Regions from separate parts of the Mus musculus genome. Here region 2 is linked to region 1. Evidence: chromatin loops called from intact Hi-C (ENCODE). Cell type or tissue: heart. All regions are shown on one strand.

Region 1 (8,000 bases):
CGGTGAGCTCAGGACTTGGCTCCCCTGCTCCCTCAACAGCACCCCCAGGTCCCGTGTGTTAAGCCACCTTCTGAAGAATTGGGGACTTTGACGGGGCTGACAGGACCAACCCAGCTCTTTTACAACCTTCTCTTTGGATCCAGTGTGCAATGCCACAGTCAGCTTGTCACTTCTCACACTCCGACCTTGCAGCTGTCATTCCTGATGTGAGAGTGGCTTTACAAATCAGCTCAGTCACTGCGGGGCAGGGGTGGCACATGCCTGTGATCCCAGCACTCGAGAGGCAATGGTCGGTGGATCTCTGAGTTCGAGGCCAGCTTAGTCTACAGCCTGAGTTCCAGGACAGCCAGGGCTACACAGAGAAACCCAATAGCTCAGTCTGTTTTGTTTTGTTTTTGTTTTTTTCGAGACAAGGTCTCTCTGTGTAGCCCTGGCTGTCCTGGAACTCTCTGTAGACCAGGCTGGCCTCGAACTCAGAAATCCGCCTGCCTCTGCCTCCCGAGTGCTGGGATTAAAGGCGTGCGCCACCACTGCCTGGATTGCTTTTTTTTTTTTTTTTTTAATGTGATTGGTAGCTTGCTGTTACAGTGTGAGGCATGACACTGTGTGTGATCTACAAGAGAGACCAACAAGTTGTAGGGAGCAATGTGGTCTTGGGCAGCAAGCCACCTGCCATTTCCTTCAGCCCTCTCAATGTGAGTAGAACCAGCTCCACTTACACGAGGAAAAACAGGCACCAGAATACAACAGCCGGGCTGTAAGAAACGCAGGGCCTGGACCTGACATTTTCCCTGGGCTCCTGGAAGCCACACTTTGCCCCCGCAATTGTACTGAGTCAGTTTCTGCATCTACAACACATTTCCTTCCTTCCTTTCTTTTTTTTTTTTTAAAGCCATGGCTCTTTGTTCCAAAATCTTAGGTGGATTATGATGTTAGACAGGTGCAGATGGGACCTCTGTGGGGTGAGACGAGAAACGGGAGGCTGCTGGGGTCTCGCTGGGCTCTCTCCCGACTCCTGCCCAGCAGACCTCCCTGGTGGAGCTCAGTCCTGCAGTGAGCAGGCTGCCTCTGGGCCTGTCAGGCCCTGACTGGTCTTCACCAACAGTGGCTGCTTTTGGAACTGGCAGCAAACGTGTGGAGGGCAGTAATGCTCACAGCTCCTTGGATGGGGGGTTCTCGGGGCTCCGCAGCAAGGACATCAGGTTCAGCGCGGAGACGCCTGGCACATGGCCAGCGCAGATCTGCAGAATGCGCACCAGACGCCGCGCCATGGCTGCACGAAAGCTTTCCACCTTCAGGGAAGAGCAAAGAACAGCAGTGAGGGGGTGGCTGGCCCGGTGGACACACTCTGAGAAGCTTCTCAGGTGGAGCTGGAGGACGAGAAGCAGGGGTACCTTAAGGTCACATCGGGCAGCTTCCTACCTCACTCTTCAAACCCAGAGACACTGAGCCCCAATCAAGAGGAAATGGGGGACTTGACGAGCAAGACTGCTAAGGCCAAGGACACTGTCAAGCACAGGGTCACAGAGAAGTCACTGCCCAGGTTGGACCTCAACCACTGCTAGTTCCAGCCACTGCAGGAAGCCACAGGGACAGAAGAGGATGGACAGGATGTGTCACCTACAGGTAACCCCTTTATTGGGGTGGAGGGCCCAGGGTAGCTGGGGGTGAAGCTGTCCGGGCCCTGAACCAGTGAGTTCTGGGCAAGTAAGAGACACTTGCAGACATTTTCGGAAAAGCAAACGGCGCTCCATTAGCGGCCCCAGGGCACTGTCAGCCTGTCACTGACTCCCTGCAACCCTGCTTCATCTCTACAGGCAGCGCCATGCTACCAGCTACCAGCTGTCATGCCGGAAACCTCAGTTGTCCCTTACTCGTCTTCCTGTCACCTCACATCTGTCCGCCAGCACTTTCTGTTCAATGTCCAGGAAACAGCAAGGACTATGGGCCACTCCGTGTCACTCTCCCCTGGACACCAATGACTCCAGGCCACTCAACCCTTCCAGAAAAAAATCTCTAAACCTTGTCGTCGTTTCTGCCCTTCTCTCTCTCTTCATCTCTCTCACAGCCAGAGCAAAGCCACATGTCTCCTAGGCTCCAAACTTCAGCAGTTCCAGTTTCATTCCAAGTAAGAGCCAGAGTCTTTACCGACTCCAGGACCTGGCCATCACTGCTAACATTTTCCATTGCTCCCCCTCCCCACAACCCACTCCAGAACTCAGCTACTCCTGCCCGGCCTCTCAAAAGGCCCCTAGACACACCAGCAAGCTCTAGGTCTCTGCACTTTCTGCTCCTGACAGCACTCTTCTGCAGACTGCACCATGTCCACTGCCGAGACACGAGCTCTTTCCTGCCTTGGTATCCATTCTGCCCACGAAGCCACAGCCTTAGCTCCCATCTGAGTCACTCTCTCTTACTTTACAAACAAACAAGCACAAGTGGCCTGTTTGTGTTCCTGCCGAGAGCACAGTCAGGATGTATATATGTATATACCGTTTTGTTCTGTGCGGTGCCTCTAATGCCTACAGCGGGTACTGAGGCACACTGTGCAGGTGAGGTATTTTCAGTCACCCTCTTCAAACGTCTGACTCCTCAACCTCCGGCTGCTTTAGCCTGAGTGCCACGGCTGCCTCCTGTCACTCAAGCCCCGTGCAGACATGCCCCGCCCATTCTGACCACAACAGCCAGGACTGCCCATGTCATATGGGAAGACATACTCTGCCGGGCTAGATTCTGACAAGACTGGGCCAGTGTTTGCTGGACTTGTGTGCCAAGCAGTAGCACAGGGCCTGTTGGTAGACAACTGACACTGGGGAAATCACACACCTCTTTAGAGCAGTGGGTCCCAGCCATCCTAATGCTGCCACCCCCCCCCCCCAACCATAAACTGACTTCACTGCTACTTCATAACTGTAATTTTGCTACTGTCTACATGAGAATATAAATATCAGGTAGGCAGGAGACACAGGTGGAGAACCACTGCCCTAGAGTATTTCCCTCCTACAAAAGACAACTAGCAACTCTTGCTACACAAAGGCCTCCAAATATGTAGAGGTTCCAACTTGGTAAGACAAAGTGTATGCCCTGAGAAGGCTCCTCAGAGGCCTGCAGGGACCGCTGGTCTAAAGATGGGCTCTTCATCTGAGGGATGGAGGCCTGCCTCTGCGCAGGGATCGGAAGCCCTGCTGCCAACTAGAAACACACAGGAGTCTCTTCTCCCCTCTACACACCCGGCCCAGGAATTTCCTTTCTTTCTTTTAAAAATTACATTAAATAGGGAGGGGAGGGAAAAGGCTGGCCAGTGGTGACCTTTAACCCCAGCAGAGACAGGAGGACCTCTGAATTGGAAGACAGCCTGGTCTACAGAGTGAGTTCCAGGACAGCCAAAGCTATACAGAGAAACCCACCCACGCACGAAGGTCAAAGGACAACTTGCAAAGACTCCACTCTCTCCTTCCTTCATACAGGTCCCAGGGACAGAACTCAGGCTGTGAGCAGTGCCCTTAGCTGCTGAGCCACATCTCTGCCCTATTCCAGTCCTCGAGCCCCATGAAAACTCAAAAGCTGGTGTGGCCTGCCACCTTGTGGCCATATGGGAAACTGCAGCAGCACCTGTCATCCAGGTTAGCAGGCACGCCATAGCCACCACCTTGGTTATGGAGCAAAGATGACTCTTCAGAAAAAAATAAAACTACTGAGGAGTGGGTGCCAGGTGGCTCACAGAAAGCAGGCCACAATGGGAAAACGGCTGCAGACTAACGGGCTGGCCTAACTTACAGCGGTGTGACTGAACAAGCTGAGTCTTCCTGGAGCGTTTCCTCAGAGCTTTGTTATGAGGAAAACCTGGCAAGGGAGACACTTCCGGTGTGCTGGGATCACTGGGTGCCACCTTTGAAAGCAGAGCTTGGAGCTAGTCAGGGATTCTAAAACCAACTGTGAGTAAGACAGATGAATGGAATATAAACCTTGATCAGTGCTTTGGTATCAGGGTGATGTAGGGGGCAGTGTAGCAACCAGAACACAGTAGTGATGAGGCTGGCCCTAACTGCAAGCCAAGGCATCAGTACCTTATGTGTACGGGTGCTCTGCCTGCATGTATATCCATGCACCATGCGCGCGCCTGGTTCCAGAGAAGGATAGAAAAGCAAAGCGTATCAGATCTAGAGTTGTAGACAATGGTGAGCTGTTACGTGATGCTGAAAACCAAACTCAGGTCCTCTGTAAGAACAGCAAACGCTCCCCACCAGTAAGCTACCATCCCGCCCAAGCAGCACTGTCTGCTGGTGACTGCTGACTTAGCTCTTCCTACGACTCCCTTGGCTAATTCAGCTCAACTTAGGTCACACGTTAGTATGGTTCTCTGTGTGTGTGAGATAATTCTGGAGTTTTGGGTTTCTTAAAAAAGAAAGAAAGAAAGAAAGGAAGGAAGGAAGGAAGGAAGGAAGGAAGGAAGGAAGGAAGGAAGAAAGAAAGAAAGAAAGAAAGAAAGAAAGAAAGAAAGAAAGAAAGAAAGAAAGAGAAAGAAAGAAAGGATAGAACTATAAGAATGTGTTTTTGTCTTGATCCCAGGTGTAGTGGTGTGGCACTGCTGCGGGCGTCCACAGCAGCTGACTGTGATTTCCCTGTGCTCTACCAGAGGCGTGGTTTTGCCAGCTGCAGACAGTTTCTGAGATTGTGTGACGTTTGGAATTCTGGGAACTTTTCAGAAGGTATGTAAATGCTAGAGGCCTGAGGAGCAGGGGTGGGTGGTGTCGGTTGTTAAGGGAGATTGGTTAAAGAAATTGGATTCAGAGATCTCTATACCCCTTTCTCCCCTCTAGCCTTCTTTCTATGTACTGATGGGAGAATAAAGGGTAGGAAAAGAACTCACAAAGTAGCTAAGACTGGCTTCAGGGAGGGGCTAAGTTCTACTTCCCATCTAAGTTTATGGATCACCTGAAGTCTGCCATCACTGGCACAGACCAGAGACCCCATAACAGGAAACTCCAGAGCACAGAATGTGTGGAGTTCTATCCTTGGGGAAAGGTGCCAGATCCAGGATCTAACTGTTCAAACCTTGAAACCAACAAAAAGATCCCTTGGAGCAACTGAGGAAGTCAGGTCCGTGGGTAGGACAGCTCAGGCCCAGAGAACCTTCAGTAATCCTCCCAGGGAGTGTACATTAACTCCTGTAGGATAACAACACGTGTCAGCGGAGTGTGCACTTCTGGGGCTCCGTGGGTAAGTGTGCTTGCTGTATAAGCATGTATCCAGACCCTAGCACACATGTCAAATGCTGGGTGTGGCTGTGCGTGCCAGTAACTCTACTGCTGTGGAGGGAAGGGAGCAGCAGAGGCAGGCAGGAGGATTGCTGGGGCTTGCTCGCAATCAGTCTAGCTCCATGTTCAGTGACGACCCTGCTCAAGGGAACCAGGCAGATGGAGATAAAGGCCACCCGATATCCTTCTCTGGCTTCTGGGTATGAGCAGGTACATGATCCATTACACTGTGTTCACAACACATACACAAAATAAAAATTAAAGAGAATGGGAGAGGGGGTGACTGGGAGGAGGGGTAGTGAGCGGGATAAAAAGTGAGTAGAAAAAGACAATATAGAGAAAACGCATACCAGCCTTCTATGGCCAGCCAGGGCTCACTGGTGAGCACACTTACAGAAGCTTAATGGATTAGAATGGAAGCAATACACCCAGCGACATAACTGCCCATCTAACAAACGCCCCTATTACTTGCTGTGTGACCTGTCCTGTGACACTACCTGACACTATAGACAAGGTCAGGCACTCTGACTGCAGGGAAGACACCGGGATACGCTGGTTAATGAGACAGACACAACACCGTATCTCCTAAGAACTTACCTTCCAGCAGGAGAGTGGGATATTAACAGGGACTTCCAAGCACACCACAAGACTTGAGCTAAGCCTCAAATCACAATTACATGGCTCCTTCCATATCAGGTGTCATCTCAATTGGAGACTTGGGGACCGTTCAGGAAGCAGTCCTGATATGCTCACTGTCTGTTCACCGCCCTTTCTTTGTACTGAACTATAGCATGGCCTCAATGAGCAGGGTTCTCACCTGTAAATCACAGAGGAGCAGCGGGCTTCGGTAGGTGTGGGCCAGTTTTATAACTGTGTTCTGGTGGACGCTGCAGTGGCTTTCCTGTCCCGCTGCAAAGAAGCCAGGCACACACACTTGAGGCTATACCCGCCCGAGATCGACCTGCAGCTGTCTCCCAAGGGCTGCGATTAAGGGTGTGCACCATCACTGGCCACCTTCAAAAGTACATTCTTAACTGGGGCTGGAGACATGGCTCAGCAGTTAATAGCACTTACTGTTCTTCCAGAGGACCCGAGTTTGAGTCCCAGCACCCATGGTGGCTCAGAACCACCTGCAACTGTCTATAACTACAGTTCTAGAGGACCCCATACCATTTTCTGGTGTCCTCAGACCAAAAAAAAACAAACAAAAAAACAAAAAAACCCATGTACATAAAATTACAAAAAACAAAACAAAACAAAACACTCCAAAAAACCAACAAAACTAAATTTTTAAAAAGTCAGTAGTCAGGTAAGGAGAACCTCTCTGCAGGCTACCTCCTCAAGGGTCCATAAGTACGACCACTCTAGCTAGGTGGGGTGTAACAAGAAGGGGCCAAACTTACCCCCTGTGACAAGGAAGCACACTTTCCCCAGGAAGAAGCTGCTGTCCACGTGCTGCAGAAACTCCTCCACTTTCTGGAGACTGGGACAGGAGAAGCCAGGCAAGAAAACAACCATAAGACAGAAAGACGCAGTCTCTATATCCTAAATGCCAGGATTCCCTGCGCTTTTATTTTTCAAAAGGTATTATTATCATTTTATTTTATTATTTTACAGTACGCATAGGCAGGAGCGTTCATGAATTTAGGTACACCAACACAGGTGCCCTTGGAGGCCAGAGGCACTGGGTCTCCTGGAGCTGGACTTACAGAAGGCTGTGAACCTCTTGTGGATGCTGGGAACCAAAACTTCATAACCACGGAGCCACTTGTCCAGCTCCATATACCATTTTAAAATTTACCTTTACTTAGAAGTTCATGAATGTTTATAAAATAACCAAGCAGCAAATATGAACACACACACACATATAAGTAATAAGAACCCTTCTCTTGGGCTGGAGATGTGGCTCAGTGGTTAAGAACACTTGCCATTCCTCCAGGGGACCCAGGATTAATCCCCAACGCCCATGATGGCAGCTCACAACTGTCTCTAACTCCAGTTCCAGGAGACCCAATGCCCACTTCTGGCCTCAGTGGGCCCTGCACATATACTGTACACAGACTTACACGCTGGCAAAATGCCCACACACATAAGATAAAAAGATAAAAAAAAAAAAAAAAAAAAAGAACCCTTCTCTCGGCACCACCCTCTGCTGCCAATTCTCCAGAAAAAAACAGTTGTCAATCTGGGGTGTAATTCTTAGTGGACTTTTCTTTTATGTGCAAATACAGTGGTGTGTTTAAAAATAGTAGTATTTTTTTTTCAAATGCTGTCCAACTCCTGACTGTTGTAGTTTTGATATGGTTTAGTGTATCTACAAGGTCACGTGATGAAATTTAATCCCCAGTGTCCATGAAAACCTCAGGAGAGCACTTGCCTGCAGGACGCAAGGACCTGTGTTCTATCACCAGTGCTACACCCAAAATAATTAAAACGAGAGAAGGAATCTGGGCTGGCTCAAAGGTTAAGAGCATTGGCTGCTCTTCCTAGGACCTGAGTTTGCGTCCCAGAACCCGCATGGCAGCTCACGGCGACTGTCTGTAACTGCAGCTGTAGCCGGTAGGATGCTTTCTTTTAGCTCCCTCAGGAACTAGGGTTGCATGTGGTACCCAGGTATACATGGGCTAGGAGGACCCCAAGGGCAGAGGTGTTTTCTACTCTGTTGTTAGGTGTATACAGTACATCTCAGCGAACATTAACTAGACGAACGGGTGATGTTGTCATGATTTGTCTTTCAAACTC
Region 2 (8,000 bases), 99 kb before region 1:
GTGACGTTCCCTTCCCAGATGACTCTCCTTTATGCCAAGTTGAAAAGTAAAAACCCAACAACAAACACAACCTGTAAAGTAGGAACAGCAGCCACCTCTCCCTGTAAGAAAGCCCATTAATGGGATATAAGGCCCTAGTGCATATGCAGTGAGCAGTCTGTGGTCAGTGGCTGCCGTGCCCTTCTCTGATTGGTGGGTTTATAGATGCCTCCGTCCCTGGAGGAGGTCTGGGGTCAGCCAGGTGGACAAGAGGAAAAGAGCAACTACTCTGACGACTCACTACAACCCTCTCGCCAGCTTTCTCGCACGTGGTGGAGAACACAGCCTTTTTTGGTGACGTCGTGCTGCGCTTCCCAAAGATTGTCCACCACTACTTTGACCATAATTCCAACTGGAACCTCCTGATCCGCTGGGGCATCAGCTTCTGCAACCAGACAGGCGTCTTTGACCAGGGGCCCCACTCACCCATCCTCAGCCTGGTAAGGACTGGGGAGGGCTGGGATCCCTGTCGGGTGGTAAGCTGGGAGCCTCGAATCTGTCTATCTGTGGTTGGCCCTGTCAGTTATCCTAGGTACTTAGTGTGTTCTATAAGTATCAGAGCACTTTGGGTCATAGAGGCCTAACTTCAAGGGGCCTAACTTCTGTGCTAACTTTTGGAGGGTCCCTAGGGATTGTTTCTGGCCCATATCTGTCTAGGCTCTGAGGCTTAAGACCCTGCATGGTGGAATGGCTCTAGTAATGAGAGAGCAGAAGGCAGAAGAGGATGACTAGTGTTCTCATCCACAGATGGCCCAGGAGCTGGGGATCACTGAGAAAGATTCTGACTTCCGGAACCCGTTTAAAACAGACCAGACAGAGGTGAGCTGCTGGGGCCTGTAACTGTTGGCGTCTGGTGGGCACGGGAGGTGGGGCCTGCAGGGACTAAGGTCTAGGGTATGCAGTGTGAGCTTTAGACTTGGAACCAGACAATCCAATGAGTCTGGGATCAGAAGCCATTACCCAAGTTATTGACGGTTTTGGCAAGTCACTGTTTCTCTCCGAATGTTGTACACCAAAGCTGGGGGTCGATGGAGATTGGGGGGATCCCTGAGGCTAAGAATATCCTCATCTCATTGCACACTATGTACAGGTTACAAGTGTCAGAGTGACCAGGTGAAGTCAGGTCACGCCCTCCCCTGCTCTGAGCCTCTGGTACTGGTGCACTGTGGCTTCTGCTCTCACGCCTACACACGCCTGTACTCCAGAGTTCTAAACTTGGCTCAGGGTGCTAACAGCTGCAGCCTGAGAAGACAGATGGTGACACACAGGGGGAAGGGATCAGATGGAGCAGGGCAGGCCAAGGAGGACAGGAAGGAAAGAAAGGCTCCTCTTATGGGTGAGAAGCTGAGACTCTTCAGATCACAGCTCACGCCTGTTTAGAGACAGGTGTTGAGTTTGTGACAGGCTTGAGATTCTACCAGCTTGCAGGCTGACACAGTAGCCTGCTGTTGTATAGATGTCAGCCGGTCATAGGCAGTTTTCAGTGCAGCAAAAGCAGTAGCTAGACTGTTAGGCTTGTTGTCTTGGGTCCCCTTGTTCTTCCAGGTCTTTACATGGAAGGGCCAGGCAGGTGTTGTGCATGCAGTAGGTTTGCATTATACCTACAGACCACTGTGCTTGTGAAATTTGACATCCTCATAGTGAATTAAACAGATTGGTGCTTTGTCAAGGAAAAGATACCTCATCCTTCCAAGATTACTCTCTGCAAAAAAATAAAATAAAATAAAAATAAAAATAATAATAATCCTGAAAAAATAATCTGGATAAAGAGTTGCTAGAAGGGAGATGTGGTGGGGCTTACCTATAACCCCACAGCTCAGGAGGCTGGAGCAAGAGGCCACCTGTCTATGTAGTGAATTTGAGGCTAGCCTGGACTAAAACTGCCTTAAAACAAAGAAAAAATAAAATCAGCCAAACAAGAGACTATACCAGATTTATTATTATTAGGTACTCAGTAAGAACGTAGAAAGGTGCCCAGCAGCACTGGAAATTACTTGCTGCATAGCCTCTGCCTGGCTAATCTGACTGAGAGGCAGTGACCGGGTTCATTCAGTTTGTCTTATGTCACTTACTGAGGCTGCAGTCAAATGCGTTGTTTTGGGTTTGTTGATTGGAGTTTTGAGACAGAGTCTTACCCTGTGTCTTAGTCAGGGTTTCTATTCCTGCACAAACGTCATGACCAAGAAGCAAGTTGGGGAGGAAAGGGTTTATTCAGCTTACACTTCCACACTGCTGTTCATCACCAAGGAAGTCAGGACTGGAACTCAAGCAGGTGAGGAAGCAGGAGCTGATGCAGAGGCCATGGAGGGATGTTACTTACTGGCTTACTTCCCCTGGCTTGCTCAGCTTGCTTTCTTATAGAACCCAGGACTACCAGCCCAGGGATGGCACCACCCACAAGGGGCCCTCCCTGATTGATCACCAACTAAGAGCATGCCCCACAGCTGGATCTCATAGAGCCACTTCCCCAACTGAAGCCCTTTTCTCTGTGATAACTCCAACACACAAAACCAGTACACTTAATAACCCAGGTTGACCTTAAACTATCCACATTCCTGCCTTAGCCTTCCTTCCAAGTGCTGGAATTACAGGCTAAAGCTACCACAGCCTTGTTCTGAGGGTGAGGATGAGGCCAGCTGCAGGTCTGAGTTACCGTGGTCTTCAGGGTCCTTGACTCAAACAGGGGTTACTTAAATCTTGGGACTAGGATATCTCAAGAACCATTAGAATATCATCTAAAAATCAATGTATTATCTATTACATCCACCTAAAGTTTAGATTTTTACCTGCCAGTTTTACTAAATGTATTTGTTAATAATTATAGGAAGCAAAAGATGGGCCCAAAGCAACTGTTATCCACCACGGGTCAATGCCTTTTTCTCCCACTTTATGCTTAATGGCCAAACCCTGACAATATTTAAGTGCAGAATTTTAGCCTCTGTTGCCTTGTGTGGTATAACTAAGGCTGCTCAGACATTAAGAATAAACGATAGTTTATCTGGGAGAGTAAAACAAGGTTGTGCTATCCTGTGATGTATAGCTACTCTGAGGAGATAGCTACCTTGGATGGTGTGGAACACAGGACAGTAGTTCATTGTTGACTGTGTCTGTGTGGGTTTTCCCATCATGTGGATGAGAATTACACACCCAGTAATAGTTAGTGGTACCTGCCCCTGGATTGTGCCTTTTAGAGTCTTACGGCATCCCCAGGGGCTTGATTCTTGCTGAATTATTCATGTGTCCCTCCTGATACCTATACTTTAACTGTTCTCTAGTTACTTCCCTCGTTCACCTAGACTTTCTTTCAGAAGGTTCAGATGAGTGGAATTTTTACCTGGCTCTAGAGCCAGTCGTTTTGTTTTTTTGTTTTTGTTTTTCTTTTGTTTTATTTTTTTTGTTTTATTTTTTTTGTTTTTTTTTTTCGAGACAGGGTTTCTCTGTGCAGCCCTGGCTGTCCTGAAACTCATGCTGTAGACCAAGCTGGCCTCGAACTCAGAAATCCACCTTCCTCTGCCTCCCAAGTGCTGGGATTAAAGGCGTGCGCCACCACTGCCCAGTGGAGCCGGTTGTGATAGCTAGCACACACATGTAATCCAGCAGTTGGGAGGTTGCAGGAGAAGCTCCCTTGAGCCCCGGAATTTGACACCTGCAACAAAATCCAGGAGAACCAGCTCCAGCCTTCTCTCCCAGTAGTCACAGAAGATGTATTTAATTCCCCCGTAGTGGGAGCTTCCTTTCTCGCCTCACGTTTTACTGGGAGCTGGTTACACGATTCCCCTGCATCTAACTAGTACCCAAACTCCAGGCTGCTGGAAGGAAACGCACCACATGTCGATTTCACAGACAGTAGAGAACAGTAAACCACTCGTCCTGATTAAGTCTGTGGTTTGCAGCTGCTAGTCAAGGCCCAACTTTTAGACACATGGGTTTTAAAAGAAAGCAACCAGGCAGACCTACAACTCTTTCCCTGGGTTTTATTAGTGTTTCCTTGTTTGTTTTAAGACAGGGTCTCATGTAGCCCAGGCTAGCCTCAACTCCTGGTCCTCTTGCATTTACCTCCGAAGTTCCCGAACTACAAGCATATCCCACCACCACGCATGGCCACAGCTGCAATACTAACTAATTTCTGTTCAGCACCTTGTTTTTATCCTAGTGGTACCGTAGTGGACTGTGCCTGACTGTTGATATCTACCAGAACCTCCGAGGTTCCTGTTGAGCCAGTGTCTGTTTTATGCAGCAAGGATATAGTTTTCCCCATCAAAGTAGTGGCTGCTGCTTCCAAATGGTCCACCCCAAGACTGCTTGCTGTAATCATAATTCTGAGAATTATCCCTGGGCAAGACCTTGAACCGGGTTGACCCAGTCAGTGCGAAGAGGCACTCAGGGCCTTGCAGAGGTTGTTCTCTCCACAAGGGGGCACCAAGGAGATGCTTAGTTTCTGCATGTGGGCTTTTCTCACCCTGCGATCATCATACATGCCTCTGCAACACAGGGGGTTGAGTCAGAAGTGTAATGTTATCAGAATATGCTCTTGAACGTGACCATCAGAACATGATTTCCTTCTCTTTGGATGGGGATGACCCTGCTAGTGTACTCCCCTATAGTGGGACTTGAACCCAGGGCTTCACAGATAATATACAAATGGTTCCCAGCCTGCCCACTTTTTATATTCAACATGGACCTCTCTACTTACAGCAGCCTCAGAAGATTCTCTCTACCCTTCCTTCCTTCCTTCCCCCTTTCTCTCTCTCCCTCTTCCTCTCTCTCTTTCTTTTCAAAACAGGGTTTCTCTGTGTATCTCTGGCTGTCCTGGAACTTGCTCTGTAGACCAGGCTGGCCTCGAACTCAGAAATCCACCTGCCTCTGCCTCCCGCGTGCTGGGACTAAAGGCATGCGCCGCCACCGCCCGGGTGAAGATTCTTTTCTTCTTGAGATCAGAGTGGTAGATATCTGGGAGGTGAGTGGATGTCTGGTTGAATCCGTCCTAGTTAGTTGGGCATCCCACTAGCTGTCTGACCTGAGTCACTTCTGTCTCTGGACCACTCTAGGGACTTCCTCCCTTTCCCATAGGTGTGGACTACTTACTCAGCGGGTAGGTTAGGCCACAAGATGGCACTCTTAGTTTGCTTTTACCTTGATTCCACATTTGTCAATTTTTTTTTTTAAAGATTTATTTATTTAGCCAGACATGGTGGCTCACACCTTTAATCCCAGCACTTGGGAGGCAGAGGCAGGCAGATTTCTGGAGTTCGAGGCCAGCCTGGTCTACAGAGTGAGTTCCAGGACAGCCAGGGCTGCAGAGAAACCCTGTCTCGAAAAACCAAAAAAAAAAAAAAAATTATTTATTTGTTTTATGTATATAAGTAGTACAATGTAGCTGTCTTCAGACACACAGAAGAGGGCATTGGATCCCATTACAGATGGTTGTGAGCTACCATGTTGTTGCTGGGATTTGAACTCAGGACCTCTGGAAGAGCAGTCAGTGCTCTTACTCGCTGAGCCATCTCTCCAGCCCCCACATTTGCCAATTTTGTCCTAAGAATATTTAAAAGGTCATAGTTTACACCTGAGTTTTGAATACTTTGTGTTTTATATATTCTAGTAAGCCATTTTGTCCAAAATGTCCACTGAATGCTGTTGAGACCCATGTGGGATTCTGTGCTTGGGATATAGTGGGACACAACACCCAATACCAACATTCCTCCATCTTCATGAAACATGCTGTCATAGATGTCAGGCACAAAGTAGGTGAAGAAAGGAAGAGAAGCATGAGAATAAGTTAGTACAGAATTTTAAAGAGGGTACCAGTGAGGGGGCAGATGCCACAGAGGAGGCAGCTGTAGCAGAGCAGATGAGACCCACAGACAGGCCTGGAAGGGGCATTCTGGGTCTGGGACAAAGCACGGGCAGAGGCCTGCAAGAGTGTGGCCATGGGTCTCATCACTCATAGAGACAAATAGACACAGATGCAGGTTTGATCGTTTATTGGCTGTAAAGGCAGACCAACAGGAGCAAAGGGTAGCTGGAGAAAGGTTTGAGGCTGAAGTCACCCACATCCTCTGCCCATCTCTTCTTGCCAGCATCAGAGTCTCTCAACTTCTCGCTCTTGCTCTGCAAGAGTGACTGTGACCCACTCTGCTCTGTGTGCTCCCTCTCCTGGTGACTGCGCCTTGTTACTAGGGCAGGCAGCACCTGTTGTCTAGGACTCCTAGCTTGCTTCCTCCTGAAGGGTATGTCAGACAAGTCTTCCAAGAACCACACCGCTCCCTCTTCCTGGAAGAGTGTGCTTGTTTTCAGGTTCACACCTTGGCTGGCTCCTGTCTGCCAGCCTGGAATCTCCTATCTCATGTTCTGCTAGTCAGGCTCCTGATTATCTCATGGTCCAGTCAGTGGCTTTCCTGAGCCCTTTCATCTGATTCCTTGTTTGGGTTCCCTGAGGGCAGGGCCTGCTCCAGGAATTCTTTTATCTTACATTCTGTGATTTAGCTTGGAGGAAACCTTTTGCTACCCCTAGACTAAATCCCATTACTCTGTCTGTCCTAGTTTATTCCTAGCACCGACCCTTTCCAGAAGGCTTTGAGGGAAGAAGAAAAACGCCGCAAGAAGGAGGAGAGGCGGAAGGAGATCCGGAAAGGCCCGAGGATTTCAAGATCCCAGTCTGAGTTGTAGCCCTGGACCAGCTAGGGGCCTAAGGAATCAGCAATGGCCAGTCAGAAGAGGCAGCAACTGTGTGGCTGTGGAATAGGCCCAGCAAGCACCTTGCTGAGCACCAGCCACTTCCTGATGGGAACTGTTTGCTGCGCCCTCAGAAGCCAGGGTTGAGCTCTGGCCAAAAAGACTGAGCTTCCAGGGTCTTGCAGCACACCACAGAAAGGACACTGCTCGGCAGACAGGATCATGCAGGGAAGCTGCGGGAGGAGGCTGGCTGAAGGAACTTCTGGCCTGGATCCCCTTGGTGAGGGCAGGCTGCAGGCCACTGCCGCCCTTGATAAGGAAGCAACAGAACCAGGCTCTGAGTTACAAGTGAAGGTGCTATGCTTGCAGCCAGTCTCACTGTGTTCCTGGGCTGCCTGTCACTGGTCCAGCTCTCTGCAGAACAGTACTAAAAGCTAGCAAATCCACTGGCCTCCCCCAGGCTGGTGAGGAGAATGTAAGGGGCAGCAGGAACTGCTGCAGATGTCAGGACCAGCCTGGAGAACGTTTCTGCCTCGGAAAGAGGGAGTCCCTGGCTCTGCAGTGCAGAGAAGCAAGAGCTAGGCTTAGGTCTCTCTCTCTCTCTCTCTCACTCACTGCTGCCCTTCATGACAGGCCAGTTTCCAGAGGGGACTCAGAAGTGTCCTGAGAGGGTGTTTATTTCAAGGAGACCTTAAAAGAACATGATCTCTATTCTCAGATAACTGGGGACAGTCATTGAGCTGGTTCAGGGGACAATCAACTTGTTCTCTCTGCTGCTAAAAGATCCTGTCTATGGGGGACAGGTTGCAGGAGGCTGTGCTTTGTGATGGGATACTGTAGCTGGATTGACTAGACAGTGGCTCAGAGTCCCGTGGCCACAGAGCAGGAGGCTACAGAGCAGGAAGCTATGCAAGGAGTTAGGCCTTCAGAAGGCAGCCTGGTTTCTATGAGTCTCAAGGCAGGTGGCTGCCTTGGTTCTATTGAAATTACAGCTCCACCTCTTTGATCTTGCCAAGCCAAAATGTATCGCTTATAGGAGTGGAGACACCCCAGCCCGACCTCTACCTTCAAGTGCAGGTGTTGCTAACAGTGCTCAATTGAGACCTGAGTCTTAGCCTGACCTGTCCTGTTCTTTCTCTTCCCTGTGCTGTGCCTTCATTGGTAAAATAAATTTGATGGTGTCTGAATCCTCTGACAAGCTCTAAACTATGTCTTTGGCTTCTTTTCCTGCTCAGGCTAAAAAAGGGAAGCCAGGTATTGGGGAGGCTCCATGGAAGTCCTGGAAT

Evidence for each region. Peaks named below come from ENCODE experiments on the same cell type or tissue, not always from the same donor. Only the 100,000 strongest peaks of a DNase experiment are listed, where the experiment ranks them.
Region 2: it touches region 1 in a loop (6-fold over the local background); 33 of 42 quality-filtered maps call a loop at or near these places.

What each region holds. Positions count from the first base shown.
Region 1 is chr15:82,233,218-82,241,217 of GRCm38, forward strand. Cenpm (centromere protein M) reads right to left here. Exons shown (of 6, transcript NM_025639.4): 4 at 6,662-6,741; 5 at 6,076-6,167; 6 at 545-1,292. The coding sequence ends at 1,152. Among named protein-coding and RNA genes, the nearest start is that of Cenpm, 7.5 kb to the right of the region's middle. In heart, no CTCF peak of the experiment used is centred here; a DNase peak (open chromatin) is centred at 3,574; H3K27ac peaks cover 705 bases; H3K27me3 peaks cover 403 bases.
Region 2 is chr15:82,134,284-82,142,283 of GRCm38, forward strand. Ccdc134 (coiled-coil domain containing 134) reads left to right here. Exons shown (of 7, transcript NM_172428.2): 5 at 298-479; 6 at 787-858; 7 at 6,583-7,920. The coding sequence ends at 6,708. Among named protein-coding and RNA genes, the nearest start is that of Srebf2, 9.0 kb to the right of the region's middle. In heart, CTCF peaks have their summits at 4,440 (motif pointing right) and 5,145 (motif pointing right); DNase peaks (open chromatin) are centred at 1,268 and 4,438; H3K27ac peaks cover 1,901 bases.